3 separate regions of the Homo sapiens genome follow, and regions 2 and 3 are each linked to region 1. Evidence: read pairs that join two places in POLR2A ChIA-PET (ENCODE). Cell type or tissue: Panc1. All regions are shown on one strand. Each heading gives the region's core, and the rest is flanking DNA. Links, peaks and the distances in the headings are about the cores only. Region 1 has its middle 21 kb from the start of RPL11. Region 2 holds the start of LOC105376861 (a long non-coding RNA gene). Region 3 overlaps LOC124903876 (a long non-coding RNA gene).

What was found. Peaks named below come from ENCODE experiments on the same cell type or tissue, not always from the same donor. Only the 100,000 strongest peaks of a DNase experiment are listed, where the experiment ranks them.
Region 2: POLR2A ChIA-PET joins it to region 1 with 10 read pairs; 6 of 35 experiments call an interaction of 5 or more read pairs at or near these places.
Region 3: POLR2A ChIA-PET joins it to region 1 with 11 read pairs; 3 of 35 experiments call an interaction of 5 or more read pairs at or near these places.

What each region holds. Positions count from the first base shown.
Region 1 is chr1:23,707,353-23,717,799 of GRCh38, forward strand. No RefSeq gene overlaps it. Among named protein-coding and RNA genes, the nearest start is that of RPL11, 21 kb to the left of the region's middle. In Panc1, for the core only: no CTCF peak of the experiment used is centred there; no DNase peak of the experiment used is centred there.
Region 2 is chr1:23,832,894-23,843,340 of GRCh38, forward strand. It overlaps LOC105376861 (a long non-coding RNA gene), which reads right to left and starts at 5,743. Exons shown (of 3, transcript XR_947068.2): 1 at 5,171-5,743. In Panc1, for the core only: no CTCF peak of the experiment used is centred there; no DNase peak of the experiment used is centred there; H3K4me3 peaks cover 1,463 bases.
Region 3 is chr1:23,561,738-23,572,184 of GRCh38, forward strand. All of the region lies in intron 2 of LOC124903876 (a long non-coding RNA gene), which reads left to right. Among named protein-coding and RNA genes, the nearest start is that of ID3, 7.5 kb to the left of the region's middle. RefSeq lists an enhancer at 7,322-7,856. In Panc1, for the core only: a CTCF peak has its summit at 4,703 (motif pointing left); no DNase peak of the experiment used is centred there; H3K4me3 peaks cover 1,181 bases; H3K27ac peaks cover 5,070 bases.

The DNA.
Region 1 (10,447 bases), core at 1,710-9,709:
GGGAGGCGGAGCTTGCAGTGAGCCGAGATCGCACCACTGCACTCCAGCCTGGGTGACAGCGCGAGACTCCATCTCAAAAACAAAACAAAAGTGTGTCCACTAAAGTCACTTATCCAGTAACTTTTTTTTGAGCGTCTACCATGTGCTGGGCACTGTTTAAGGGGCATAGGATACATCAGTGAACAAAGACAAAGATCCCTGCCTTGGAGCTTACATTCTAATGGAGGGAGACAGACAATAAGCAATCCACGAGTAAATTACAGAGAATGTTATAGGATGGTATGTGTGTTGGGAAAAGAAAAAGTAGAGTGGGGTGAGGGGGTGAGGAAAGGCTGGTCAGAGGAGGCCTCACTGAGAAGATGAGATTTGAAGTGGGTAAGGGTTGGGCACTTGGATCTGTGAGGAGGAGCTTTTGGAGAGATGGAAGACTAGAGCAAAGGCCTTCAGGCAGAGGTGCGTTATAGCACTGAGCCCACTACAGCCAGGCAGTGTGAGAGGGCAAGAGGAGGAGGGGGTCAGAGATGATGGGCAGCCGCTGTGCAGGCTGTGTAGGGTGTTAGAAAGACTATGGCCTTTACTGGGAGCGAAATGAATCACTCCTTGCTAGGTTGGCAGAGGCATCACATGATCTGACTTCCATTTTAAAACTGTAACTGCATATTAAAAACAGAATATGGGGGGTAAGGGTGGAAGCAGGAAGACTTATCAGAAAGTATTGTCAGCTCAGTGCTCTTGTGCAACTGTAGTCCTATCTGCTTGGGAGGCTGAGGCAGGAAGATGGCTTGAGCCCGGGAGGTTGAGGCCAGGCATTCATGCTGGTCCAGACGTCGTGGCAGCATTGGAGGTGGTGAGACATGGGCAGATGATAGATACATCTTGAAGGTAAACCAGCAAGATTTCCATGGACAACTGGATGAAAGATAAGAGAGAAAGTGAAGTTGAGAATGACTCAAGTTTCTGGCCCCTAGCAAAAGAAGTATGGAGTTGCTGTTAATTTCGATGGAGAAGGTAGCATGGAACAGATTTGACAGTTAGGAATTCCATTTTGAACATGCGTAACTTAAAATCTATCATCTAAAGGAAGATGTTGAGTAGGCATTCTGGAGGCTGGTCTGCAGATATCTGTTTGGAGGTCTTCAGCATAGGGAGGTCCGTATTTACAGTCTTGAGACTGGATGAAGTCATAGGGGAGTGAGTATGACAGAAAGGGAAAAGGACCCAGGACTGAACCTTAGGGTACTTAAGCATTAAGAGGCCTGAGAGGCGGCCGGGCACAGTGTCTCACACCTGTAATCCCAGCACTTTGGGAGGCCAAAGTGCGAGGATTGCTTGAGGCCAGGCATTCGAGACCAGCCTGGGCAACATAGCAAAGCCTCATAGTGAGTCTCTATTAAAATTGTTTTAAAAAAACTAGCCAGGCATGGTGGTGCATACCTGTAGTCCTAGCCACTTGGGAGGCCAAGACAGGAGGATTGCTTGAGTCCAGCAGTACAACACTGCACTGAGCTGAAATCACACCACTGGACTCCAGCCTCAGCAAAAGAACAAGACCCTGTCTTGGCCGGGCGCAGTGGCTCACGCCTGTAATCCCAGCACTTTGGGAGGCTGAGGCGGGCAGATCACAAGGTCAGGAGATCAAGACCATCCTGGCTAACACGGTGAAACCCTGTCTCTACTAAAAATACAAAAAATTAGCCGGGCGTGGTAGCGGGCATCTGTAGTCCCAGCTACTCGGGAGGCTGACGCAGGAGAATGGCGTGAACCCGGGAGGCAGAGCTTGCAGTGAGCCGAGATCGCACCACTGCACTCCAGCCTGGGCGACAGAGCGAGACTCCGTCTCAAAAAAAAAAAAAGAAAAAAAAGAACAAGACCCTGTCTCAACTCAAAAAATAAGAATAATAATAGTAATAAAAAGAGTTGTGAGGAAACAAGAGGAATTGGCAAAGGAGAAAGAGGGACCGGTAAAGTAGGAGATAAACCAAGTGCCTGGTAACCTGGAAGTAAAGTCAGGGTGTGTGAAGGAGGAGGGATGATGAACTGAGGTGAGTGCTCCCAAAGAGTCCGGTAAAACGAGGACTTTGAATTAGGCATTGGACTTCACAGCATGAAGGCCTCTCGTGGCCTCTCTGGAGCAGTGCTGCCAGGGTGATGGGCCAGAAAGCCTGAGTATAGTGGGCTTCAGAGAGAAGGTGAGGAGAGTGACTGGGGACAACTGGTAGACAATGCTTCCAAGGAGTTCTGCTGTCAAGGGGAACAAAAGTGGGAAAAAAACTTTCTATGACTGAGAAAATCCAGTAGAGAGAAAAATTGATGTGGGAGAAGGGAGACCTGCAGTAGCAATATCCTTGAGTGGGTGAGAAGGGTTGGCTTGTAGCACACAGAGGGGGTTTAGACTTGGATAGAAGCGTGGCTGGGGTGTTGGTGATAAGTTGGGAGCCTGCCTGTGTGAGTGCACATGTTGGCTGGTGGTAGATACGGGATGGAGTTCTGTGGATGTGCCCGGCCGCCTCTCAGGCCTCTTAATGCTGAAGTACCCTAAGATTCAGTCCTGGGTTCAGTTCTCTTCAGTTCTCTTCGCATTGCTTTCATTTTCTCAGTGAAGTAGAAATAAAGGTAGGGATGAGTCACTGGGAGAGTCCTGCGCCATGTGTGGGGAACTCTACCTGAGGGCAGGACCCTCAATGCAGCCTCTATGGGTAAAGAAATAGGTTTGAGAGGTAAAGAGCCATGCGCAGGATCACACAGCTGGTTAGTAGCAGAGCCAAGCCTAACCCAGATGGCCTGGTTTCCTGCCTAGCATCTGACAGATCCATAAGAGACAAATCATTTCACCATCTTGACAAGGTTGAACTCTCATGGCTCTTCCTAGTAGTGTCTCAATCTGCAGGTCTGTTCTGATACAGAGATGTCCTGCAAGCAGCTCTTTCCTCTCTGTCTGTGCTTTCTGGGTTCTGCCTTGCCTGCCTTCCAGCTGCTCTGCATCTTTGTCCTACAAGATCAGTGATGCTCAAATTTGAGAGTACATTAGAATCTCCTGTACGGCTTGTAAAAGCTGGATTGTTGGGCCCCCACCCTCAGAATCTCTGATTCAGTAAATCTGGGGTGTCTGAGAATCTGCATTTCTAGCAAGTTCCCAGGTGATGCTGAGGCTGATCCCGGAACCAAGCTTTGAGAACCACTGTGTTAGACTATAAATATCCCTCTTGGATTCAGGTTCATGAAGGAACTGTGTTAGATTATATACATCCCTCTTGGATTCAGGCTCATGAAGGAACTGTGTTAGACTATATACCTCTCTCTTGGATTCAGGTTCATAAAGGAACTGTGTTAGACTATATACATCCCTCTTGGATTCAGGTTCATCCCTCTTGGATTCAGGTTCGTGAAGGAACTGTGTTAGATTATATACATCCCTCTTGGATTCAGGTTCGTGAAGGAACTGTGTTAGAGTATATACATCTCTCTTGGATTCAGGTTCGTGAAGGAACTGTGTTAGACTATATACATCTCTCTTGGATTCAGGTTCGTGAAGGAACTGTGTTAGACTATATACATCCCTCCTGGATTCAGGTTCGTGAAGGAACTGTGTTAGACTATATACATCCCTCCTGGATTCAGGTTCGTGAAGGAACTGTGTTAGACTGTATACATCTCTCTTGGATTCAGGTTCGTGAAGGAACTGTGTTAGACTGTATACATCCCTCTTGGATTCAGGTTCGTGAAGGAACTGTGTTAGACTGTATACATCCCTCTTGGATTCAGGTTCGTGAAGGAACTGTGTTAGACTGTATACATCCCTCTTGGATTCAGGTTCGTGAAGGAACTGTGTTAGACTATATACATCCTCTTGGATTCAGGTTCGTGAAGGAACTGTGTTAGATTATATACATCCCTCTTGGATTCAGGTTCGTGAAGGAACTGTGTTAGACTATAAACATCTCTCTTGGATTCAGGTTCATGAACTCGGAAGGCATCTATCTGTCCTCTGTCAAGCCTTAGGAGTGCCTCCCATTGATTCTGTTCTAAGAATGTTTGCTGAACTCATTCATTTGGCAAATTTTTATTGTGTGCCTGGCTGTGTGTTGGGATCTGGGGGATACAGCACAGAGAACCCATTCAGCTGTTAAGTGGTATAGCAGAGATTGAACCCAGGCAGTCTGGCTCCAGAGGCCATGCTGTTAATCACCACCTTAATACACCAGCACCATACTGACCCTTCCTCATTGTCGTCAGAGAGATTGAAAGAGAACTGGAAAGAGAATGACTTTCTCACTTTGTGATTCATTGTTAATTAATATGGTATCCATGTGCCATCTAAAATCATTTGGGCTGCCAGTAGTGCCACCCCACACTGTAGGATACAGCAGGTTAGAACACAGGGTGACATATGGTGTGGCAGGAGTTTGCTTAGGTAGTTCTGTGAGCACTGTGTGAAGGAGTGGTGGGGCGGGAGGTGGTGGGGGGAGCGGATTACAAAAAACCCGTTTGATTTAAATCTATTATCATGACAAACCAGGCAAAGAAAAGAGTTTGGAGAAAAGTCATCTCAGGCAAGGCAATAGGGATCACCAAGTTATGGAAGCAAGAAGGATATTAGGTATTTGGTATGCCTGGAGTTGAGAGAGTGTTGGGGGCCTGACAGGAAATGGGACTGAATTGACTAGATTTTTGAAGGGCCTTGAACATCAACCTAAAGAGCCTGAGCCTGATCTTGAAATCCAGTCAGCTGCATTGGGAAGGGCATGGGCTCTGGAGCCATCGAGATCTGGGATGGAATCCTAGTTCTGGCTCTTAATAACCTTGTGATCTTCATGACTTTCTTAATTTATCTGAATTCAGTTTCTTTGGTAAATAGAAATAAATAGTCCTATCTGACTTGGTTATGAGGAGCAAAAATAATGTAAATACCTGGCATATAACTATGACACAAATGGTCATAACTATTATCAGTTACCTTCATGTTTAGAAAGCTCATCCTAGGCCAGGCGCGATGGCTCATGTCTGTAATCCCAGCACTTTGGGAGGCCGAGGCAGGCGGATCATGAGGTCAGGAGATCAAGACCATCCTGGCTAACACGGTGAAACCCCATCTCTACTAAAAATACAAAAAATTAGCCGGGTGTGGTGGCGGGCTCCTGTAGTCCCAGCTACTCGGGAGGCTGATGCAGGAGAAAGGCGTGAACCCGGGAGGCGGAGCTTGCAGTGAGCCGAGACCGCGCCACTGCACTCCAGCCGGGGCGAGAGAGTGACTCCATCTCAAAAAAAAAAAAAAAAAAAAAAAAGAAAGCTCATCCTAGCAACAGTGTACAGGGAACAAGGGCAGTGTACAGGGCAAAGGCAGAAGCAGCAGGAACATTTTGCCATATTCCTGATGAGAGATGATTTGGCCTAATTGAGGCAGTTGGAGAGGGGGTGGCAAGTAAAGCTAGTCAAGTGACATCTGGTGTTAATTACTGCTGTTTACGTGCAACCCTGAAAGTCCATAGCAAATTTTAATTTATAATTTTGCTGAGATACCGTAACCGACATCTATATGAAAGTCACCTGCTAGTGAAGGTGATGGAAGACGAGAGAAAATGAGGCAATCTAAAGAAAACGGTTTCTGAGATGGAAATCAGCTGGAGATAGAGGTCAGCTTCATCAGAGACTTGGATCCATGATGGGAGGCAGCCTCTGTATAGACAGTACTGTTCATTCTGCAGCAGAGGAAAAGCCATTTGTTCTCATCATTTACATCCAGTATAAAAATTACTGGGCGGGCACGGTGGCTCATGCCTGTAATCCCAGCACTTTGGGAGGCTGAGGTGGGCAGATCACAAAGTCAAGAGATCGAGACCATCTTGCCTAACATGGTGAAACCCCGCCTCTACTAAAAATACAAAAAATTAGCTGAGCGTGGTGGCGGGCGCCTGTGGTCCCAGCTACGCAGGAGGCTGAGGCAGGAGAATGGTGTGAACCCGGGAGGCAGAGCTTGCAGTGAGCCAAGATTGCGCCACTGCACTCCAGCCTGGGTGACAGAGCGAGACTCCCTCTCACAAAAAAAAAAAAAAAAAAAATTATCAAAGAAGAAAAAGGTCAGGCAAAAGTTGGAAAGATAATTTAACTAACTCTATAAAGCACTGTAGTCCTGGATTTATATGATCAGTGGGTATCCGAGAGTCTTTTTCTAGTTATATTTTATTTCATATTCTAGAGACAGTTATATGGAGGCATATACTTGGGAATTCTCAAAAGTCTTTTATCCTCTAGAATATCAGATGTTTTCAGTAGAATTGACAAGCGTTGGTCTATAATTTTCAAGTCAATACTTTTCTTATGTTTTTGAAGATGGTAACAACAAATTTGAAGTTATCTAATGTAGGTTCTATAAAGCAATTACAGAATAAAGAGCTTGGCTTGAGATAGTTAATCTAGTATCCTGGTCCAGTCTTTCAAAGTACCTGCCACTGATCAGAGCATATCTGGAAGACTATGGTCAGTTTGGAGGTTTATATTTTAAGAGGGAAGTTGACATATTAAAGCAAGGTCCAGGCCGGGTGCAGTGGCTCACACTTGTAATCTCAGCACTTTGGGAGGCCGAGGTGGGTGGATCACTTGAGGCCAGGAGTTTGAAACCAACCTGGCCAACATGGTGAAACCCCGTCTCTACCCAAAATACAAAAATTAGCTGGGTGTGGTGGCAGGCATCTCTAGTCCCCCCAGCTACTCGGGAGTCTGAGGCAGGAGAATCGCTTGAACCCGGGAAGCAGACCTTGCAGTGAGCCGAGATTGCACTACTGCACTCCAGCCTGGGCGACAGAGTGAGACTCCATCTCAAAAAAAAAAGAACATAGACTCCTGGGCCCCCTAGGGATTCCGATTCAGTAGATCTTAAATGGGGATGAAAATTTGCATTTCTAGGCCTGGCGTGGTGGCTCACACCTGTAATCCCAGCACTTTGGGAGGCCAAGGCAGGTGGATCACCTGAGGTCAGGAGTTCGAGACCAGCCTGACCAACATGGTGAAACCCTGTCTCTACTAAAAATACAAAATAAGCTGGGTGTGGTGGTGCATGTCTGTAATCCCAGCTACTTGGGAGGCTGAGGCAGGAGAATTGCTTGAACCCGGGAGGAGGAGGTTGCAGTGAGCCGAGATTGCGCCATTGCACTCCAGCCTGGGCAACAAGAGCAAAACTCTGTCTCAAAAAAAAAAAGAATTTGCATTTCTAACAAGTTCCCAGGTGATGCTGATGCCACTGGTCTTCTAAGCATTATTTATTTGGTTGTTTGTTTGTTTATGAAGTGAGATCAGGAGCTGTTAGAGAGTTTTCAGCTGTGGAGGGCATATGGCTGCATTTTCTTTTATTTAAGTTTTAAATATGGGATCTTGCTATATTGCTTAGCCTGGTTTTGAACCCCTGACCTCAAGCGATCCTCCTGCCTGGGCCTCTCCAGTGGCTGGGACTACAGGCATGGACCACGGTGCCCAGCCCTCATTTTCAATTTTGAAAAGGTGACTGTAGTGGCAGTGTGGAGAATGAATTGCAGGGGTGGGTATGGCAGAAGCAGAGAAACCAGGTGGAAGCTTTGGTCATAGTTGCATCAAGATGCTAAGGCTTAGGCTTGCTTGGGCTTATGCGGTGAGCACCAAGTCTCCTGTAGGGATCAACCCTTGTGTGGTTACTATGACGTTGGCTTACTTTTAAAGGTCTCTAGGTGCTGTTCTGCCTGGTGTCCTGCTCTTTTCCATAGAGGGCTCAGTCCCATAAGACTGCCCCCACTTCAAATGCCAGTCACAACTTGGTTATCACTTATACTTCTGACCAACAGACTATAAATCACGGTTCCACTACCCCTCCTTGAGTTCAATTAATTTGCCTAGAATGGCTCACAGAACACAGGGAGACACTTAAATTTGTGAACAGCCGGATGAAGAGATGCAAAGGCAAGGTATGGGGGAGAGGACACAGATTCCATGCCCTCCCTCGACACACCACCCTCCCAGCACCTCTCCCCAAGCATCCTTTGGGTGGAACTTGATGCTCGCCTTTCCCCCTCTGCATTCAGTTTGTCCTTTCTCTCTCTCAAAGAAGGTACAGTATCATACTGTAGAGGACAAGTGTCTAAAAATCATATGCCTCAAGTAATTATCTTTTTTTAAACAGATAATCAGAGTCTCATTTACTTTATATCGCTTTAAGTCACAGAATGAGGGAATGACAGAGTCAGAATTTGAACCCAAATCTCCTGAATGCTTTGCATTATACCCTACTGCCTTATGCAGGCCGTGTAACCTTAGGTAAATCTTTATGCTTTCCATCTGTTTCCTGCCCGGTTCAAGAGAGATCATGTATGTGACAGTGCCAGGCAAACCCCACCACAGTGTAGACCTGTGAGTTGCTGCCATCATCCATGTGGTCATGTGGTCAGTGTTTGTCAATGTGTCTAACATTTCTTATCTGGGAATTGTAAAGAATTTCTCAGTTTTTTTTTTTTTTTATTATTTTGTTTTTAAGACAGAGTCTTGCTCTGTTGCCCAGGCTGAAGTGCAATGGCACGATCTTGGCTCACTGCAACCTCCACCTCCCAGGTTCAAGTGATTCTCCTGCCTCAGCCTCCCGAGTAGCTGGGACTACAGGCACCCACTACTGCGCCCAGCTAATTTTTGTAGTTTTAGTAGAAATGGGGTTTTGCCATGTTGGCCAGGCTGGTCTCGAACTCCTGACCCCAGGTGATCTGCCCACCTCGGCCTCCCAAAGTGCTAGGATTACAGGCGCGAGCCACTGCGCCGGGCCAGAATCTCTCAGCTTTAATTGTGGACTGAACCTCTATGGAGAGAATGTGTGTATAATGAATTCCTCTGTGCTCCAGGATATATTCCTTTGGTCCTTGTTTTATAAATTTCCCTCATGCTGATGTAAAAAAAAAGATATTATCATGTCTATCAGCTGAGCACACACAGGGGGATTGAGAGGAATGGAGAAAGACAGGAGGAGGAGGAGATAAGGGAGAACTAACATGGCCAGTATGTATCTCCTTTGTTCTAGGTGTTTGACATATTTGAGATCATCTTTACAGTTGTCCTATGAATTATATATAACATTCCTATTTTACAAGGAAAAGAGGGCCTCAGAGTCACCACCAGGAAGTGGTGGAACTTGAATGCTAACCCTGATCCTTCTGATTCACAGTGACCCCTCACACTGTGCTCTGTTGCCCCAAGAGGAGATACGAAGCATAGATCCGTGGGCTCAATTTTGTTTGGTTTGGTTTTTGAGACGGGGTCTTGCTATATTGCCCAGGCTGTTCTCACACTCCTGGGCTCAAGCAATCCTCCCACTCATTCTCCCAAGTAGCTGGGATTGCAGGCATGTGCCACAGTGCCTGGCTCAGTTTTATATGATTCTACCAAATAGCTTCAGATAAGAACATAGGGAGTATGAAACCCCATGTAAAGGCATGAATGTCAGAAAACTTAAGGAAACAAAAACATGGCTTGCATCTGTAGTCTCAGCTACGTGGGAGGCTGAGCCCATGAGTTGAAGACCATAGCATGCTGTGATTGAACCTGTGAATAGCCACTGCGTTCCAGCCAGGCAGCATGGCGAGAGCTCATCTCTGGGCACGGTGGCTCGCGCCTGTAATACCAGCACTTTGGGAGGCCGAGGCAGGCAGATCACGAGGGAGTTCGAGACCAGCCTGACCAACATGGTGAAACCTTATCTCTACTGAAAATACAAAAATTAGCCGGGTATGGTGGTGTGCACCTGTAATCCCAGCTACTCAGTCAGGAGGCTGAGGCAGGTGAATCTCTTGAATCCGGGAGGCAGAGGTTGCAGTGAGCCGAGATCACGCCATGGCACTCCAGCCTGGGCGACAGAGTGAGACTCCATCTCGGAAAAAAAAAAAAAAAAGAAAGAAAGAAAAAGAAAGGGAGAAAACCAGGCAGATCTATGGCCAGTCATAGAAAGAAAAAGAAAGGGAGAAAACCAGGCAGATCTATGGCCAGTCAGTCTCTTTGGGACCTCTGGGAGTGAAAATCCCCGTCAGGAATTGTTGTCACTTTTCTTCTGTGACATCTGCTTCAGGCTTCCAGCCTTCACCCAAGTCAGCTAAATTGCCATTGTTTCATTAATTTAACAAATGTTGATTGAAGGGCCAAGCCCATGCTGGACCCATCGATGTATCGCCTTTATTTTAGGCGCTTTGCTCTAGTTCACTTACTTATGGGTTCACCAACTATTTAGTGCCCCCACCAGGGATATAGAGATGGTTTAGTCACAATCTGTGCCTGCAGGGAGCTCACAGTCTAGTGAGGGTACCACACAATGAAACACAGAGGAAGACAGACGTGGCTTCTACCCTCATGGTGCTAGACTACAGTGGAGGAAGTGGGGAGGGAGCATAAACCAATAAAAAGTGGACAAAAAGTAATACATATTAAGTATAGAGTTACCATTTGATCCAGC
Region 2 (10,447 bases), core at 1,256-9,255, 130 kb after region 1:
GGGTTCAAGTGATCCTCCCACCTCAGCCTCTCAAGTAGCTGGGATGACAGGCACATGCCACCATACCCAGCTAAATTTTTTGTTTTGTATTTTTTGTAGAGATGAGGGTCTTACTATGTTGCCAAGGCTGGTCTTGAACTCCTGGGCTCAAGTGATCCTCTCACCTTGGCATCCCAAAATGCTGGGATTGCAGGCATGAGCCACCATACCCAACTGGATAACTCATTTTAAGAAGAGATGAGATTATGTTGAAAATGAAGCCCACAGCAGCAGGTCATACACATCAATTTTTGGGGAATAAACTCATCTTGTTTGTGCCTTAATTGAAGAGGACCGACAATTAACAGCACAAACAGTAGCCAACACCATAGACATCTCAATTGGTTCAGTTTACACAATTCTGATGGAAAACTCAAGTTAGAGCAATTAAGTTAGACATAACTTTATGCTTGGAAAGTATGGGGAAAAAAACCCTAACTCATGGGTCAAAGAAAAAATCAAAATAGAAATTATAGGCCAGGCACAGTGGCTCACACCTGTAATCTCAGCACTTTGGGAGGCTGAGGCAGGTGGATCTCCTGAAGTCAGGAGTTTGAGACCAGCCTGGCCAACATGGTGAAACCCTGTCTCTACTAAAAATACAAAAAATTGGCTGGGCGTGGTGGCAGGTGCCTGTAATCCCAGCTACTTGGGAGGCTGAGGCAGGAGAATAGCTTCAACCTGGGAGGCAGAGGTTGCAGTGAGCCAAGATTGTGCCATTGCACTCCAGCCTGGGCAAGAAGAGCAAGACTCGGTCTAAAAAAAAAAAAAAGAAAAGAAAAGAAAGAAATTATAATAGGCCGGGTGTGGCGGCTCCTGCCTGTAATCCCAGCACTTTGGGAGGCTGAGAAGGGTGGATCACTTGAGGTCAGGAATTCAAGACCAGCCTGACCAACATGCAAAACCCTGTCTCTATTAAAAATACAAAAATTAGTTGGGCATGGTGGCTGATGTCCATAATCCCAGCTACTACAGAGGCTGAGGCAGGAGAATTAATTGAACCCAGGAGGCGGAGGTTGCGGTGAGCCGAGATCACACCACTGCACTCCAGCCTGGGTGACAGAGCAAGAGTCCATCTCCAAAGGAAAAAAAAAAAAAAAAGAAATTACAATATACTTAGAATTAAATGATAATGGAAATATATTAAAAGACAAATGCTTGTATTGGAAAAGGTAGTTGAAGAGTAGTGAATGAAGTTTCTAACTCAAGATGTGAGGCCAGATGCAGTGGCTCATGCCTGTAATCCCAGCATTTTAGGAGGCCGAGGCAGACAGATCACCTGAGGTCAGGAGTTTGAGACTGGCCTGGCCAACATGGTGAAACCCTATCTCTACTAAAAATACAAAAATTAACCGGGCATGTTGGCACACGCCTGTAGTCACAGCTACTCGGGAGTCTGAGGCAGGAGAATCGTTTGAACCTGGGAGGCAGAGGTTGCAGTGAGCCGAGATCATGCTGCTACACTCCAGCCTGGGTGACAGAGCAAGACTCCATCTCAAAAATAAATAAATAAATAAAAAGAAAAGAAAAGAAAAAGGTGTGAGAAAAACAACAGACAAAAAGTAAGTAAAATAAAAGACAAAATAAAAGACAGAAATTTGTTTGTTTTTTGAGACAGCATCTTGCTCTGTTGCCCAGAGTAAAATGTGGTGGTCTGATCACAGCTCACTGAAGCCTCAACCTCATGGGCTCAAGTGATCCTCCTGTCTCAACCTCTCGAGTAGCTGGGACTACAGGCATACACCATCATACCCAGCTAATTTTTGTATTTTTTGTGGAGGGGGTTTCGCCATGAACTCCTGGGCTCAAGCGATTTGCCTGCCTCAACTTCCTGAAGTGCTGGGTTTCAGGCATGAACCACTGCACCTGGCCTGAAAAGGTAGAAATTTGAATAAAATAAGAAAATATTACAACAAAGAGGATCATCCAACAACAACAACAACAAAAAAGAAACTTGGTTCTTTGAGTCTAATAAAATTGACAAGCTTCACAACAGATCACAAAAAAGGCATACATGTTTACTGCCTTTTTAAATTTATTTTTTATTTTTGAGACAGAGGCTTGCTTTGTCACCCAGGCTGCAGTGCAGTGGAGCGATCTCAGCTCACTGCAACTTGTGCCTCCAGGTTCAAATGATTCTCCTGCCTCAGCCTCCTGAGTAGCTGGGATCACAGGCACGTGCCACCGTACCAAGCTAATTTTTGTATTTTTAATGGAGATGAGGTTTCACCATGTTGGCCAGGCTGGTCTTCAACTCCTGACCTCAGGTGATCCACCTGCTTTGGCCGCCCAAAGTGCTGGGATTATGGGCCTGAGCCACCGTGCCCGGCCGTTTATTGCCCTTTATTTTTTTATTTTTTATTTATTTTTTGAGGCGGAGTATCGCTCTGTTGCCCAGGCTGGAGTGCAATGGCGCTATCTCAGCTCACTGCAAGCTCCGCCTCCCGGGTTCACTCCATTCTCCTGCCTCAGCCTCTCGAGTAGCTGGGACTACAGGCGCCCGCCACCACGCCCAGCTAATTTTTTTTTTGTATTTTTAGTAGAGGCGGGGTTTCACCGTGTTAGCCAGGATGGTCTCGATTTCCTGACCTCGTGATCCGCCCGCTTCGGCCTCCCAAAGTGCTGGGATTACAGGCGTGAGCCACCACACCCGGCCCATTTATTGCCCTTTAAAAGAACACTGAAGGTGGGGCGCGGTGGCTCACACCTGTAATCCCACCACTTTGGGAGGCTGAAGCAGGTGGATTACGAGGTCAGGAGTTCAAGACCAGCCTGGCCCAACATGGTGAAACCCCGTCTCCACTAAAAAAAAAAAAAAAAAAAAATCAAAAATTATCCGGGGGTGGTGGCAGGCGCCTGTGATCCCAGCTACTCTGGAGGCTGAGACAGGAAAATGCTTGAACCTGGGAGGTGGAGGTTACAGTGAGCCGAGATCATGCCACTGCACTCCAGCCTGGGCAACAGAGCAAGACTCTGTCTCAGAAAAAACAAAAACAAAAACAAAAAACCACCACCACACTGAAATGTTTAGTGTACAAATTTATGGACAATAAATCTGAAAACTGTGTTGAAATGGATATTTCCCAGAAAATCATAACTGAAAAGAAGTGGCCTAAAAATAAAAGAATCTTTGCATACACTAGGATGGCTGTAATTAAAAAAATAGAAAATAAGTGTTGACAAAGATGTGGAGAAATTGGAACCTTCATACATTGCTAGTGGGAATGTAAAGTGGTAGAACTGTTGTGGAAAACAGTTTGGTGGTTCCTCAAAACGCTAACCACGGACTCACCATATGACTTAGCAATTCCACTCCTAGGTATATACCCCAAAGAACTGAAAGTCAGGAACTCAAACACATACTTATACACCAATGTTCATTGCAGCATTATTCACAAAAGCCAAAAGGCATAAACAATTGAAATGTCCATCAACTGATGAACGGATAAACATGCAATGAAGTATTATTCAACCTTAAAAAAAGAGTAAAATTTTGATACCTGCTACAACATGGGTGAACCTTGAAATATTATGCTATAATATTATATGTTAAATGTTATGCTATAATAAGCCAGACACAAGATGACAAATATTGTATGATTCCACTTATATAAAATACCTAGAATGGCAAATTTATAAAGACAGAAAGTAAATTAGAGGTTCCCAGGGGCTGGGGTGGTGTGGGGAGAGGAATGGTGAGTTATTGCTTAATGGTCGTATAATTTCTGTTTGGGGTAATGAAAAATTTTAGAAATACGTAGCAGTAACGGTTGTGATACCGAAAGGAGGTACTGGGAAGGCAAGAGCATGGTCCCTATAAATGATAAGGAAAGGAGGGAAGGAAGTGCTGGGAAGGGAAGAGCATCGTCCCTATAAATGATAAGGAAAGGAGGGAAGGAAGTGCTGGGAAGGGAAGAGCATGGTCCCTATAAATGATAAGGAAAGGAGGGAAGGAAGTGCTGGGAAGGGAAGAGCATGGTCCCTATAAATGACATAAAAAGGAGGGAAGGAAGTGCTGGGAAGGGAAGAGCATGGTCCCTATAAATGACATAAAAAGGAGGGAAGGAAGTGCTGGGAAGGGAAGAGCATGGTCCCTATAAACGATAAGGAAAGGAGGGAAGGAAGTGCTGGGAAGGGAAGAGCGTCGTCCCTATAAATGATATGGAAAGGAGGGAAGGAAGTGCTGGGAAGGGAAGAGCATGGTCCCTATAAATGATAAGGAAAGGAGGGAAGGAAGTGCTGGGAAGGGAAGAGCATGGTCCCTATAAATGATAAGGAAAGGAGGGAAGGAAGTGCTGGGAAGGGAAGAGCATCGTCCCTATAAATGATAAGGAAAGGAGGGAAGGAAGTGCTGGGAAGGGAAGAGCATGGTCCCTATAAATGATAAGGAAAGGAGGGAAGGAAGTGCTGGGAAGGGAAGAGCATGGTCCCTATAAATGATAAGGAAAGGAGGGAAGGAAGTGCTGGGAAGGGAAGAGCATGGTCCCTATAAATGACATAAAAAGGAGGGAAGGAAGTGCTGGGAAGGGAAGAGCATGGTCCCTATAAATGACATATAAAGGAGGGAAGGAAGTGCTGGGAAGGGAAGAGCGTGGTCCCTATAAATGATAAGGAAAGGAGGGAAGGAAGTGCTGGGAAGGGAAGAGCGTGGTCCCTATAAATGATAAGGAAAGGAGGGAAGGAAGTGCTGGGAAGGGAAGAGCATGGTCCCTATAAATGATAAGGAAAGGAGGGAAGGAATTGCTGGGAAGGGAAGAGCATGGTCCCTATAAATGACATAAAAAGGAGCGAAGGAAGTGCTGGGAAGGGAAGAGCGTGGTCCCTATAAATGATAAGGAAAGGAGGGAAGGAAGTGCTGGGAAGGGAAGAGCATGGTCCCTATAAATGATATGGAAAGGTGGGAAGGAAGTGCTGGGAAGGGAAGAAGAGCATGGTCCCTATAAATGACATGGAAAGGTGGGAAGGAAGTGCTGGGTAGAGGAGGACGTGAGAACGTGGTCCTTGACTGCAGCTCCACCCCCACAGACCTAGGTGAGGACAGGCATTTTTGTTTTCCTGTCCCAATGTTGCGTTTCCCAAGACCACCCGGCCTGCCCCGCCCCCATCCTGTGCCTATAAAAACCCCCAAGACCTTAGCAGGCAGACACACAGGTAGCCGGACATGGAGAGGAGCACATCAGTGGAGGAACACACAGGCGGCTGGACGTCCAGAGGAGCACATCAGCAGGCACTGGCACGCCAGCAGGCCGCTGACCAGCAGAACGACGCAGAGTTTGGCTGGGACTGTGGAAGGGGGTCCCGGGCTGCTGAGTGGCCCCACTCCAGGGGAAAACCTTCCTACTCCATTCTCTTCTGGCTTCCAACATCTGCTAAGAGCTACCTCTACTCAATAAAACCTTGCACCCATTCTCTAAGCCCAGGTGTGATCCAATTCTTCTGGTACACCAAGGCAAGAACCCGGCATATAGAAAGCCCTCTCTGTCCTATGACAAGGTTGAGAGCCCACTCGAGCTGGTTAACTAACACAAGTCGCCTATAGACAGCAAAACTAAAAGAGCACCCTGTAACACACGCCCACTGGGGCTCCAGGAGCTGTAAGCATCCACCCCTACATGCTGCCGTGGGGTTGGAGGCCCACAGCCTCTGCCTGTCTGTATGCCCCCCTAGAGGTTTGAGCAGCCTGGCACTGAAGAAGCGAGCCACACCGCCCTCGCACGCCACACTCCCCTCGCACGCCACACCCCCGTCGCACGCCACACCCCCCTCGCACGCCACACCCCCGTCGCACGCCACACCCCCCTCGCACGCCCTGAGAGGGGGAAAAGGAACTTTACCCGTTTCAGTTGCACAACATTGTGAAAATAATGCCACTGAATTGTACACTTAAAAATGTTTAAAGTGACAAGTTTTATGTTACATATATTTTATCACACACAACAAAAGGGGTTAAACATACAGTTACCATATGACCCAGTAATTTCGCCTCTAGGTATATGAGGGGACTTTAAAAACTTATTGGAAAATGGAATCAAAATATTAAAATAAAAAATATAAACCTCATTTCTCAGTATAAGCTCTATCAAGGGCAAGACATTTTTGTAAAGCTATGATATGCATTTAGTTTACCTTTAAAGGGCAGAGGGTCCTGGGAATTAAACCACGTCAATGCAGTCTTTTTTGCATTATTAACTGAAGAAAAATGGGTGCCTTTTAAAGATTTTTTTTTTTTTTTTTTTTTTTTGAGACGGAGTCTCTCTCTGTCGTCCAGGCTGGAGTGCAGTGGCACAATCTCGGTTCACTGCAAGCTCCGCCTTCCGGGTTCACGCCATTCTCCTGCCTCAGCCTCCCGAGTAGCTGGGACTACAGGCGCCCGCCATCACGCCCAGCTAATTTTTTGTATTTTTAGTAGAGACGGGGTTTCACCGTGTTAGTCAGGATGGTCTCGATCTCCTGACCTCGTGATCTACCGGCCTCCAGCTTTTTTTTTTTTTTTTTTTTTTTGGAGTCTCGCTTTGTCGCCCAGGCTTGAGTGCAGTGGCGCAATCTCGGCTCACTGCAACCTCTGCTTCCCGGGTTCAAGCAATTCTCGTGCCTCAGCCTCCTGAGTAGCTGAGATTACAGGTGCCTGCCACCACACCGGGCTAATTTTTGTATTTTTAGTAGAGACGGGGTTTCACTGTGTTCGCCAGGATGGTCTCGATCTCCTGACCTCGTGATCCGCCCGCCTCGACCTCCCAAAGTGCTGGGATTACAGGCTTGAGCCACTGCGCCCGGCCCCTTTAAAGATTTTTTTAAGATTACAAAACAATAAGAAGTCAGGAGCGTTGTCCTGAAGTGGGGAAGTACTCTTTGGTGAAGCTTTCCCTGGCCTTTCTGTTTGTTTGTTTTTGAGACAGAGTCTCACTCTGTTGCCCAGGCTGGAGTGCAGTGGCACAATCTCGGCTCACTGAAACCTCCTCCTCCCAGGTTCAAGTGATTGGGAGGCCAAGGCGGGCAGATCAGTAGGTCAGGAGTTCGAGACCAGACTGACCAACATGGTGAAACCCCGTCTCTACTAAAAATACAAAAATTAGTCGCTTATGGTGGCGCAGCCACTCAGGCTGAGGCAGAATTTCTTGAACCTGGGAAGCAGAGTTGCAGTGAGCCGAGATTGTACCACCGCACTCCAGCCTAGGCGACAAGAGCAAGACTCCACCTCAAAAAAAATAAAAATAAATAAATAAATAAATAAATAAATAAATAAATAAAAGTTCTGCTTTATAAAGCTGAGGTGGTGAGTTTAAAAAATTATTTTATTATTATTATTTTTTTTTGAGACGATGTTTCGCTCTTGCTGCCCAGGCTAGAGTGCAGTGGCTCGATCTTGGCTCACTGCAACTTCCACCTCCTGAGTTCAAGCAATTCTTCTGCCTCAGCCTCCTGAGTAGCTGGGACTACAGGCACGCACCACTAGGCTAATTTTTGTATTTTTAGTAGAGACAGGGTTTCACCATAATGGCCAGACTGGTCTCGAATCCCTGACCTTGTGATCCATCCACCTTGGCCTCCCAAAGTGCTGGGATTACAGGCATGGGCCACCGCACCTGGCCTATCTGGGTGCAATACTTTTAGCACCCATTCAGTGGAAAGTTTGCTGAACTTTTTCAGTCAGAATTGTGTAAGCCGAACCAATTAGATGTCTATGATGTTGGCTGTTGTTTGGGCTGTTAATCGCCAGTTCTCTTCAGTTGGGACACAAAGTGAATTTTTTCCTCAAAAATTGATATAGATGATCTGCTGCTGCAGGCCTCACCTTCAACATTGTCTTACACTTTCTTAAAATAAGTTATCCATTTGTAAACTGCTGATTTATTTGAGGCATTGTTCTCATAAACTTTTCATAAAGCATCAGTGATTTCACCTTCTTCCACTGAAGCTTCATCATAAATCTGATGTTTGTCTGGGTGTGGTGGCTCACGCCTGTAATTCCAGCACTTTGGGTGGCCGAGGCAGGCAGATCACCTGAGGTCAGGAGTTCGAGACCAGCCTGGCCAACCTGGTGAAACCCCGTCTCTACTAAAAATACAAAAAGTTGGCTGGGCGTGGTGGCAGGTGCCTGTCATCCCAGCTACTTGGGAGGCTGAGGCAGGAGAATCTCTTCAACCTGGGAGGCAAAGGTTGCAGTGAGCCGTGATTGCGCCACTGCCCTCAAGCCTGGATGACAGAGCAAGACACTGCCTCAAAAAAAAATGTTGATGTTTGTTCTTGCTTCAATTTTAGCAGAATTCATATTGCTCTGATAGGGGCACTTTTCAAACTGATGTCTTTTTTTTTCCTTAGTGCCTCAAAGTAGATTCTGTGGCAGTAGAGGGGATGGAGTAGTGTGAAGTTATTTGCAACTATGTACAAGTTTTCCCTTCTGTTCTGGTGCCTGGGAAGATAAGCACAGTGCAAAATAAGATTTTTTTTGAGACGGAGTTTCCTAAGATAAGCACAGTGCAAAAATAGTTTGTCACGCTAGGATTTTGTGGCAAATGAGAGTGAGTGGCCTCCCAAGGTCCCTAGCTGAAGAGTTGAGACACACTGTGGGTCTTTATAAGGCGTTCAACCCACTCTTCATTGCAATCCATCCTGACCTTGCCTGGTCATTTCAACACTGAATGACTTTAGACATTTGAGTTCAGGTCAAATCTTTTAAGGCATTCAATTTATTATCTCCATTGTGGAAGATCCTGCAACATGGATTTACTGGATACAGATTTAGTAGCAAGATCTGATACAGTCTGGAAAACTTAAGAATTGAGGTCAGGCGTGGTAGCTCACGCCTATAATCCCAGCACTTTGGAAGGTGGAGGTGGGAGGATGGCTTGAGGCCAGGAGTTCAAGTTTAAGAACCAGGACACACCTTGGACCTCCATTTTGTAAGGGGTTCCATCCACATCTTCACAGCAAACCATCTGCACCCGTCACTCTCCACAGACCTATTCCACCTGCTCAGGGAAAGGAAACAACACACCTTGGACCTTGATTTGTAAGAAGCTGAAATTACTTATCTCTATCATAACTATCCTGGAATCTGAAATCATGTCCAACAGCACAGATTTACTCCAGATACTAGATGCAGTCTGGGTCTCAGAGATGGGAACACAGTTTGAGATTTGATTTTACAAGGAGTTGGATCTACCTGTCTCTGTTGGAACTAGCCTGCAATCAAATCCAATAGCGTGGATTTACTTCAGACATTGGATGCAACATTGAAGATTTAAGGATTAGGGACACATTTGGGACTCAATTTTGAAAGGAGTTTCTCCAAGTTTTCATAGCAGCCATTCTTGAATAACACTCAACAAAGCTGATTTACTCAAGACATTGGATACAGCCAGGCGTGGTGGCTCACGCTTGTAATCCCAGCACTTTGGGAAGCTGAGGTGGGCGGATCACTTGAGAATAGGAGTTCAAGACCAGCCTGGTCAACATGGCGAAACCCTGTCTTGTCTAAAAACACAAAAAAATTAGCCGGGTGTGGTGGTGGGTGCCTGTAATCCCAGCCACTCGGGAGGCTGAGGCAGGAAAATCACTTGAACCCAGGAGGCAGAGGCTGCAGTGAGCCAAGATCAAACCATTGCAATCCAGCCTGGGCAACAAGAGTGAAACTCCATCTCAAAAAAAAAAAATGACATTGGATACAATATTGAATTATTGTTGGGGACACATTGGGGGCTTGATTTTGAAAGGAGTTGGGCTGTCAGTTTTCTTAGCTGCCATCATTGAATAATGCCCAAGAGCACGGGTACACTTGAAACATTGGACGTATTGAAGACATAGTGTTGGGGCCATACTTTGGAATTAAATTTTTGAGGACTTGGTTCTTCTACTCCTCTTGATAAAAATGATCCTGGATTCATGCCGTAAACCACTCCAGACATTTGGTGTCTTCTAGAAGATTTAAGAGCTGAGAACATTTTGGCCAGGCGCAGTGGCTCACACCTGTAATCCTAGCACTTTGGGAGGCTGAGGCGGGCAGATCACTTGAGGTCAGGAGTTCGAGATCAGCCTGGCAACGTGGTGAAACCCCGTCTCTACTAAAAATACACGTGCCTGTAATCCCAGCTACTCGGGAGGCTGTGGCAGGTGAATCCCTTGAACCTGGGAGGTGGAGGTTGCAGTAAGTCAAGATCATGCCACTGCATGACTCTGTCTTAAAAAAAAAATCTGAGAACATTTCTAGGGCTGGAATTTTGCGATTTTGCCACCAGGAGTTGGAATTTTTCATGGATTCACCCAACAGGATTTGCTCAACACATTCTACAAAGTCAGCAAGGCTGGGTCAAGAAAACTCCAAAAGGTCTGAGAGAGGCTGCCTGGCACCATCTTGTCACCCTTGCATCCCCTTCCTTTGGGAAATGGAAGCTGGAAACTTGGGGCCATT
Region 3 (10,447 bases), core at 1,730-9,729, 150 kb before region 1:
GTCTACCCAGATTCTCCTCCCTTCTTTTCCTTCCTCTACTACTGCAGCTGATGCCTCAGGCTTGTATAGTGATTTAGGTTTGCAAAGCACCTTCGCATTTATTATTTCCCAGGATGCTTCCAGGCTGAAATGCCCATGGGCTGTGTGACATAAGGCAGAAGGATGCTGTGGAATTAGCAAGCAAAATTCTGTTCTGTGCATGCCAATAATTTGCAGTGTGCCCTTGGACGAATTTCCTCCCTTCCTGGGCTTCATTTTCTCTTTAAAAAAAAAAAAAAAAAAAAGATAGTGGGTAGGTTGGGAGGAAGCAAGTGCCCTTTAATGGTCCTCTCTAGCCTAAGATTCTAATTCTGAAAGAAGCAGGTTATGGTTAGGAACACTGAATAGTGTTTAAACCCAAGAGACTTCTTTTTCCCCACAGCAGACTGGACAGGCTAGCTCAGGCCTTCTGCAACTTGTTTAGCAGTGGTGGGGCCTCAGCCTCTTATTCCAAATGCCTCTGAACTTTCTGTTCCCAGTTCTGCTCCTTTTACCAGCTTTTTCCCCCCTCTTGCATTTTTTATTTTTATGAAAGGATGTCATTAAGGCTTTTGTCTGCGCTGTTTTTGTTTCAGAACTTTTCTCACAATCCTATTTTTTGTTGAGGAATCCGCTCCTTTGCCCAGCTGTGGGTCCCGGTCCCACAGCTGTGTTGATCTAAGACTCAGCCCCAGACAGCCTGGCGCCAGGGTGGGACGTCATGCGTTCACACAGGGATGCGTGTCCCAGGCAACCTTTCCTCGGGCAGTCACCGGCCGGCGACTGCCTCCCCCACCAATGAGCGCCGGACACCCGAGAAAGGGGCGGGGTCTGCATCGCCCCAACCGCGAGCGGCTTGTGAATTGCAGATGCTGAGAACTTGATAATGTTGCTTCAATTGGGGCCCTTTAAAGTCTTTTTTTTTCTTTCTCTTTTAGTTCTTTATTTTCTTTTGTCTATTCCCTTTCTTTCCACCTTCTTCCTTTATCTATATATGTGTATAATTTTTCTTCTTCTTTTTTCTAACTATCTCCTCCCAGTGTCAGGAATCATTTTGTAAGCATTTCCAGGAACTCAATCTTCCTCTGCCAAAATAAAAAAAAGAAAAAAAAATTCAATGTTGTGCTCTCTGATTTTTTTTTTTTTGAGAAGTTGGCAGAACTCTTTAAGTTATACTGTTTTGTTTTTTAAAAAATTTTAGAATTTTTTAATTTCGTGGTAGTGGGCTCTCTAAATTGTTGATTTCAAAGTCAAAGTAATGATGACAAGGATTGCAGATGCCTTTTTGTCTAAGCTGAGCCTCTATTTATTATCTATCTATCATCTTTTTCCCATTTATGTCCCAGACATGGGGATCATGGGGACCTCAGAAACTTGCTCACGTTTACTTGGGATGTCAGTAGCTGGCCTATGGCCAGAACCCAGACCTCCTCTCATTTGACTCTCTGTCCACTCTGCCCTCTCTCTCTTTTTTTTTTTTGGGATGGAGTCTCACTCCGTCGCCCAGGGTGGAGTGCAGTGTTGTGATCTCGGCTCACCGCAACCTCCACCTCCTGGGTTCAAACGATTCTTCTGTCTCAGTCTCCTGAGTAGCTGGGACTACAGGCGCACGCCACCACACCCGGCTAATTTTTGTATTTTTAGTAGAGACAGGGTTTCACCATATTGGTCAGGCTGGTCTCGAACTCCTGACCTCATGATCCGCCCGACTTGGTCTCCCAAAGTGCTGGGATTACAGGTGTGAGCCACCGCGCCCGGCACTCTTAATAGCATTAGGGTGGTCTTAGAACATTCCCAAATGCCACATTTCATAATATGTATCTCCTTGCTCATAAGTGCCTAGAAGGTGTGGTGAGGACTTTGCAGTCACACACATAGAACATCCCTTCTCCTTCTCCTCCCCTCAGAGAGTCTGGAGCCCAAAGTATTGCTTGAGATTCAGGTGATACAAGGAAAGCACAGGGGATTCAGAATCAAGACCAGGCTCAATCCTTGCCCTGACTTCTCCTACCTTCACTCTGTCTCAGCTGTCTCTTCTATTAAATTGGGAGGAAAATACCATCCATCTACCTCACAGCTGGGAGAGTCAAAGGGGACAAGGGATGGAAAATGGTGTGGGAAACAGTTATTTTTATGTGCTGTAATGTGATGTAGCCCCTGTTGAGTGGGATAGGTGGTACCAAGTGAGTTGAGTGGTCCCTGCTGAGGCTGTTGTCAGGAATGTGAGGAGCATCAGGATCTAAGGCATGAGTCCTTACAGGGGTGGGGATTTCAAAGGCCTCCAGGATGGGCTACTCTCTAACTCAGAAGCACTCAGCGCCACCGCCACCATCATCATTCATTGAGTTCTGTTTGCCAAGTCCTGTTTGCCTTCTTACACATTTTCCCGCTGATCCCTTTTATAGACAGAGAGACAGTGGCTCAGAAAGGTGAATGTGCTTGCCCAAGGTCACATAGCTAGATAAGTGGCAGGTCCAAGATTTGCACCCAGGTCTGCCTGTCTCCCAAAGCCTGTATCCTCCTGCACCTATGCTTCTCCTTCTGCCCTCACAAAGGACCTCCTGGGAAGGTAGCTTGGACTTGAGAGGGTTTTATTCTACCAGATAGGGAAAAGCAAAGGTAAATCCATTAGGTAGGGAGACAGACACCGAAGTGTTGGGGTACTAGGGGAAAACATTGTTTTCTGTGCAGAGAGACTCAGAAAGCATTGGAATTTGTTGGAAATCTAAAGCTTTTCCTCCCTCAAATCCTCCCTCAAAGACCTTCCTATCCATACTTACGTTTTAGGAGATGTTTATTCTTTTTTTTTTTTTTGGAGACAGAGTTTCACTCTGTCACCCAGGCTGGAGTGCAATGGCATGATCTCGGCTCACTGCAATCTCTGCCTCCTGGGTTCTAAGCTATTCTCCTGCCTCAGCCTCTGGAGTAGCTGGGATTACAGGCACGAGCCACCACGCCCGGGCTAATTCCAGGCTGGTCTCAAATTCCTGACCTCAAGTGATCCACCCACCTAGGCGTCCCAAAGTGCTGGGATTTCAGGTGTGAGCCACTGTGCCCGGCCAGATTATTCTTAAAGCAAGTACACAGTAACTATTCCTGTTTTTAGGAGTCAGCTTTAGAGTTGAGCTCCCTCTTCTAACCCAGAGTCAGCCTAGCTTCAGTCAGCCACAACGCCCTGAAGTTAATTAACCCCTTACTTCAGCAGGCAGGCAGTAACTACAGAATGCCCACGGACCATCTGGGATTGAGGGCTGAGCACCCACAGGGAAGCAGGAAGGGAATTCATTTTCTGAGGAACTGTCATGTGTTCAAAGTTTCATAAATTTTATTTTAATAATTGGCCCTCGAGTTTTTTTGGGTAGGTATTATCATGATCATTTTCTCCACAAAAATACTGAAATTCAGCTGGGCATGGTGGCTCACATCCGTAATCCCAGCCCTTTGGGAGGCTGAGGTGGGCGGATCACCTGAGGTCAGGAGTTTGGAACCAGCCCGGCCAACATGATGAAACCCCATCTCTACTAAAAATACAAAATTTAGCCGGGTGTGGTGGCGGGTGCCTGTAATCCCAGCTACTCAGGAGGCTGAGGCAGGAGAATCGCTTGAACCCAGGAGGCGGAGGTTGCAGTGAGCCGAGATCACACCGCTGCACTCCAGCCTGGGCAACAGAGCGAGACTCCGTCTCAAAAAAACAAAAAACAAAAACCAAAAAAACGAAACAAAACAAAAACTGAAGTTCAAAGAGATTTATCCACACAGCTGACGGGGAAAAGGAGAAAACAATCAGAATTTGAATCCAGGCCTATGGCTCAAACACTGATACACACAAAGACAGAGATCTTCAAGCTGCTCAGTGTCCAGACACAAAAGGACTGGTTCCCTCATCCTTGCACTTCTAGGCTAATGAGTACAGAGACAGCCTTTGCCTCATTTCTCTGTTAAGGGAAAAGTTTGAAACTTCTAGACTTTGGAGAGCATCAGTAGGTTATGTAGGAATTTAACTCAGACTTAACAAACAGCAAAAGAAAAAGAATTATGAACTCATAATGCAGAGTTTCACTACTTCCAAAGCAATTTCATTCAGTTTCATTGAACATTCCCCGCAACCTTGTGGGGCACACAGCTCACCTGCTTCGTAATCAAGTCTTATTTGTCTCCCTGGAGTCAGTATCCTTCACGGTGCCTGGCACCAAGTAGGCACTTAATAAAGTTGTACTGAATTAAGTTCCACCCCATTAATTGCTTTTGGGAGACAACTTAGAGGGGGGATTTGAGACTCAAATGCAGGCTGTGCTGGATGACTGATTCTATGACTCCCAGGCATAATGTTCTTTGCTGTAGACAGATGCTGATGGTTGGATTTGGGACCCCACTAATCAGGGTTCAGGAAAGGCCTTAGAATGATGGGGTCCAAGGTAAGAAAAGATGAAGTCCAAAAAAGGCCTTGAAAAGCAATATTCACCTGCCCAAATGTGTTGGCCTAGGTCTCAGCAGTAGTTCAATGGCTGAGAGAGTAGAGAGGTCGGGAAGGGAGGGATGTGGCCTGGGGACCGAGCTGACCCTGCCTGAGAGGAAAGGGCTTCCCTGACCCTAACCGGGCCAGAGCTCTGCAGTGAGCTAGAGATACGGGGGTGCCAGAAAGCAGAGGTAGGGGCGCAGCTCAGAGAGAGCCTCCTGCTGGCCACAGCTATCCCTGAGTGTAATCAAGTGGCCCAAGCATCAGCAGGCTTAGGAGGATCTTTTGCAAAGTGCCAGTCATGAACCAGACATTTTACATGTATTATCGCCCTCAATTCTCATATCAGTTGAGGCTCAGAGAGGTGAAGTGACTTGCCCAAGGTCACACAGCAACTGGGAGGCAGAACAGAGTCCAGAGTTTATGGTTTGCAGCATGAGCCAGGCCACCAATTGGCGGGAGAAAGGAATCAAATGCTGGAGAATGGGAACTGTCTTAATAAGAAACTGGGGGCTGGGCATGGTGGCTCAGACCTGTAATCCTAGCACTTTGGGAGGCCGAGGTGGGCGGATCACCTGAGGTCAGGAGTTTGAGACCAGCCTGGCCAACATGGTGAAACCCCATCTGTACTAAAAATACGTAAGTTCGGCTGGGCGCGGTGGCTCACGCCTCTAATCGCAGCACTTTGGGAGGCTGAGGTGGGTGGATCATGAGGTCAGGAGATCGAGACCATCCAGGCTAACGCTGTGAAACCCCGTCTCTACTAAAAATACAAAAAATTAGCCGTGTGTGGTGCTGGGCGCCTGTAGTCCCAGCTACTCGGGAGGCTGAGGCAGGAGAATGGTGTGAACCCAGGAGGCGGAGCTTGCAGTGAGCCGAGATCGCAAGCCACTGAACTCCAGCCTGGGCGACAGAGCGAGACTCTGTCTCAAAACAACAACAACAACAACATAAGTTCGCTGGACGTGGTGGCTCATGCCTAAAATCCTAGCTACTCAGTAGACTGAGGCAGGAGAATCGCTTGAACCTCGGCAGTGGAGGTTGCAGTGAGCCGAGATCATGCCACTGCACTCCAGCCTGGGTGACAGAGTGACTCCGTCTCAAAAAAAGGAAGTATGTATTTGACATGGATTTTGTTTCACAGAACTTTATGGTGTCAGGCAGTGTGTGTGTGTGTGTGTGTGTGTGTGTGTGTGTGTCTCAGTTTCTTTCTTTTTTTGAGAGGAAGTCCCACTCTGCTGCCCAGGCTGGACTTTAGTGGCGCAATATTGGCTCACTGCAGACTCCAACTTCCGGATTCAAGGGATTCTCCTACCTCAGCCTCCTGAGTAGCTGGGATTACAGGCGTGCGCCACCACGCCCAGCTAATTTTTATATTTTTTGTAAAGACGGTGTTTCGCCATGTTGGCCAGGCTGGTCTCAAACTCCTGACCTCAAGTGATCCGCCCGCCTCAGCCTCCCAAAAGTGCTGGGATCACAGGCGTGAGCCACCGCGCCCGACCTCAGTTTCTGAGTGTATTCCTACCTGAGAATATGCTGTCCACCCTTGTCTGAGTGTGGGGCTGTCCTTGGGGGCTGTGCGCGGGGTGCGCCTATGTGTCTTCCTCCCTGGGTGTTTCAGCCTGCTGTGTGTGATGTGTCCCCGGGTCTAGTATAGGATCTTCCCTGGGTGTGCGGCTTTCTATGTGCGTGCTTCAGTGTATGTCCATCTTCCCCCAATCTCCTAGCCAGGTGCGGAACAGGGCCAAGAGGACAATAGGCTCGAGCGCCCAGGTGGCCTTTTCCTCCACTCCCTCACCCACCGCGACCCTCCCCTCCTGCACCCCGCGCCCTGACTGCCCCCTCTCTGGCCCTGCCCGACCTTCCGCGGCCCTCCCTGCCCGCGCCCCGGCGGCCCCACCCTGGCCCTACCCGGCCCTCCCCGCCCGCGCCCCGCGCCCGGCGGCCCCAACCCCCGGCGGTCCCGGACGCGCAGCTGCGGGACACACAATCGCCGGCGCCCCCTCTCCGCCCCCCGCGCAGCCCCTCGTCCAACAAAAGCCGCTTTCTTTCCCCACAACAGATTAAAGACCAGGAGGGGGTGAAAAATAGCTTCTCCGGCCACTGGCGGGGGAGGGGCGCGGGAAAAGCTGGGACTTTGGGGACTCTTTGATAGCGAGTGTGTGGGAAACCCGAAGGAATGTGGCTGTTCGGACCGCCGCGGCGGGGCCAGGCGCCGGGAGGAGGGTCCGCACCTCCCCCGCTGGGACTCCCGGGACCTCCCGGACCCCCGCGGCCCCAGCGTCCCTGCGGCCCCGGCGTCCCCACGCCCCACGCCGCCAGCGCCCTGCACGCCGCCTCCCGCCAGCTGAGCGTCTCCCGCGCCCCCTGCTTTTCCTCCCCTAGTCAATTTCCTCACATTCTAATTTCCTTACTTTCTTCTCACTTTCCCTTCCAATTCTCCTTTTCGCGAGTCCCCTATTCTCGTCCTCCACCTCTTTCTCTATGTCTTTTGCTCAAGTCTGTTCCCCTCGTCTCCCTCCCCGGGTCTTTATCTTGATCTATACATTCTTTTTTTTTTCTCTTTGTCTGGGACACACTCTGTGTCTCTTTGTTTCCGTGTCTCTTGCTATTTCTTGGTGGCTTTCCTGGGTTGGGTCCCAGGGATGGTGGATTTAGCACCGTCGCTGTCGCCCTTTCTCCTGCCCATCTGGAAGGGCTGGGAAAAGCAGGCCAGGGTGTGGGCAGTTTGTTTAAATGTCCCTCTCCCGCCACACACGTGTGAGTGCAGGTGGGCGCTGGGCAGGGAAGTCTGGGGAGCCCAGGAACACCCAGGGAGGAGCTGTGGGGAGGCCTGGCCAGCTAGACCAGGATGGAGCAGGGATGGGGGGACTCGTGGAAGCCTCCAAGGGTTTGGAATTATTTTTGGCCCGGTATAATTCAGTCTCTGAAAGGAATTCCTGGCCCAGGACCGGATGGTGGCCTTGGGACCCTTATGGGAAATGAGTTGGGTCTCCTGGCCCCCTCCTCTCTAGTCCTTGGGACAGGCTAGTGGGAGGAAGGGGGCTGGTTCAAGACAAAGGGCTTCCAGGTGGCTGAGGAAGGAGACCTTCCATGTGAAGACAGCGTGGTACAGTGGGGAACTCAGCCCTGGATCTTGGAATCCCAGCTTTCCCCTGGGCTCTGCCACTCCCTGACAACCTGGGCGAATCCCTTCTTCCTCTCTGGGCGTCAGTTTCCCCACCTGTAAAATGAGATGTTTGGACCAGTGGCCTTCAGCCTTTTTTTCCACCCTCAGATTGTAAGGTCTGATTTGTTCCAAATGCATTGCTTATATTAATGAATCTGCTTTCATATTTTGTGTTTATGAAAGACAAGCATTCAGTCAGGCTTTCTGATTAGCATGCTTCATTACCATGCAGAACTGGTCTAATTCAAAGAACAAAGACACCCCAGCCAAAGATACCCTAGACAGACTCTCGAACAGAGATACCCCAATTCCAGCTAAAGACACCCCAGACAGACCCCAAAAGCTCTTGGTGTTTTAGTAGTCTGTGCAGCAAAATCCCATGGAAGAAGAGCACAGGCTTTGCAGTCAGACAGCTTGGGTTTGAATCCTGACTCTGCCAGTGTCCAGCTGTGACCTTGGGGAGGTCACACACACCCTCCCTCAGTTTTCTTATCTGGAAAAAAGAAATATTCATGATATCCACCCCCACATAATTGTATTATATCAGATAACAGATACAAAAATTTAAGAAATAGGTGCTCAATGAGAGTTAGGATGTTGATGCTTTATACGAATGCTGTCCAATAGAACAATAATGCAAGCCACAAATGTAATTTTAAATTTTCCAGCAGCTATAGTTAAAAAAGCAAGGACAGTGAAATTAATTTTTTTTTGAGATAGGGTCTTGCTCTGTTGCCCAGGCTAGAGTGCAGTGGTGTGATCATGTTCAAACTGCAGCCTCGATGTCCTGGGTTCAAGTGATCCTCCCACCTCAGCCTCCTGAGTAACTGGAACCACAGATGCGTGCCACCAAGCCCGGCTCATTTTAAAATTATTTGTAGAGACAGGGTCTCACTATGTTGCCCAGGCTGGTCTCAAAACCCTGGACTCAAGCTATCCTCCCACCTCAACCTCTCAAAGTGTTGGGATTACAGGTGTGAGCCACTGTATCTGGCCTTAAAATTAATTTCAGTAATATACTTTACCTAATCCAATATATTCAAAACATTATTTCAACATGTGATGAACACAGAAAAACTATTATTCCTACATTATTTTTTATACTTAGTCATCAAAATCTCGTGTCTTTAATTCAGCACATCTCAGTTTGGACTAGATACATTTCAAATGCTCTGTAGCCACACATAGCTAGTGGCTACCAATTGAAAAACTCTGGTACTCCAGATGTGTGCCACCACACCTGGCTAATTTTTTTTAAAAAATTGTGTAGAGATGAGGTCTTGCTATGTTGCCCAGGCTGGTCTCAAACTCTTGGCCTCAAGCAGTCCTATCATCTCAGCCTCCCAAAGGAATTACAGTCATGAGCCACCATGCCCAGCCCAGATGAGATTTTGGTACGTGAAGACAGGGCAGGAGAAAGACTGGAGGGAAGGGGGCAGAGAATGGTATGAACAAAGCTGCTCAGGTGCAGATCACTTGATTGGGCAGGAGCGAGGAGGTGGAGAGGTGCAGGCCAGGATTGCAGAAGTAGATGGAGGTGGGGTATCTGGAGAGCTTTGAATGCCAGGCTAAAGAGCACAAATAATGTAAGCATACTTCCAGGGGGAAAAAAAAAAGAATTTGGTCAGTTTTTTCAGAGTGACTGTGGTTATGAGATCCACTTTATTCAGGGAAGAAGGCAGCCGTTCTCTGGGTACTGTAACTATTCCTGTTTCTATTGAAACCTGTTAGTGCTAACTATCATTTACTGAGGATTTACTATGACCAGGCGCTATGCCAAGCACTTTGTGTTAATAATCCTGTTTAATTATCTCAGCGAACCCTCATATGCTGCTGATGGGAAGGTAAAACTTCGGAAAACAGCTTGGCCATTTTTAAAAGTTAAATATCAGCCGGGTGTGGTGGCTCACGCCTGTAATCCCAGCACTTTGGGAGGCCGAGGCGGGCGGATCACCTGAGGTCAGGAGTTCGAGACCAGCTAACCAACATGGAAAAACCTCGTCTCTACTAAAAATACAAAATTAGCCGGGTATGGTGGCACATGCCTGTAATCCCACTGTAATCCCAGCTGCTCGGGAGGCTGAGGCAGGAGAATCACTTGAACCCAGGAGGCAGAGGTTGCAGTGAGCTGAGATCGCTCCGTTGCACTCCAGCCTGAGCAACAAGAGCAAAACTCCGTCTCAAAAAAAAAAAAAAAGTTAAACAGCAATTTATCACATGACCTAGCAGTTCTTCTCCTAGATCTCTACCCAAGAGAAATGAAAACAAGTCTACCCAGAAACTCATACAGGGATGTTCACAGCAGCATTGTTCATGATAGCAAAAAAGTGGAAATGACTCAAATGGCCATCAGCTGATGAATGGATCAACAAAATGTGGTGTATTCATACAATGGAATATTATTCAGCTATAAAAAAGGAATGAACTACTAATCTACACAATAAATAGATGGACCTCAAAAAATATGCTTACATGAAAGGAGCAAGACACAAAGGACCACATACTGTGCAGTTCCATTTATGTGAAATTTCTAAAAGAAATTTCTATAAATTTCTAAAAATTTATAGAGACAGAAAGTAGATTAATGGTTGCCTGGGACTGGGGGACAGAAGGGGAGTGACTGCTAATGGATACAGGGTTTTATGTGGGGGTGATGAAAGTATTCTGGAATTGATGTGATGGTTGCACGACTCTGTAAATGTGCTAAAAATCATTGAATTATATACATAAATATTGGTGAATTTTCTAGTATGTAAATTAAACACCAATAAATCTCTTTTTAAAAATTCTCCCAACAACTTTTT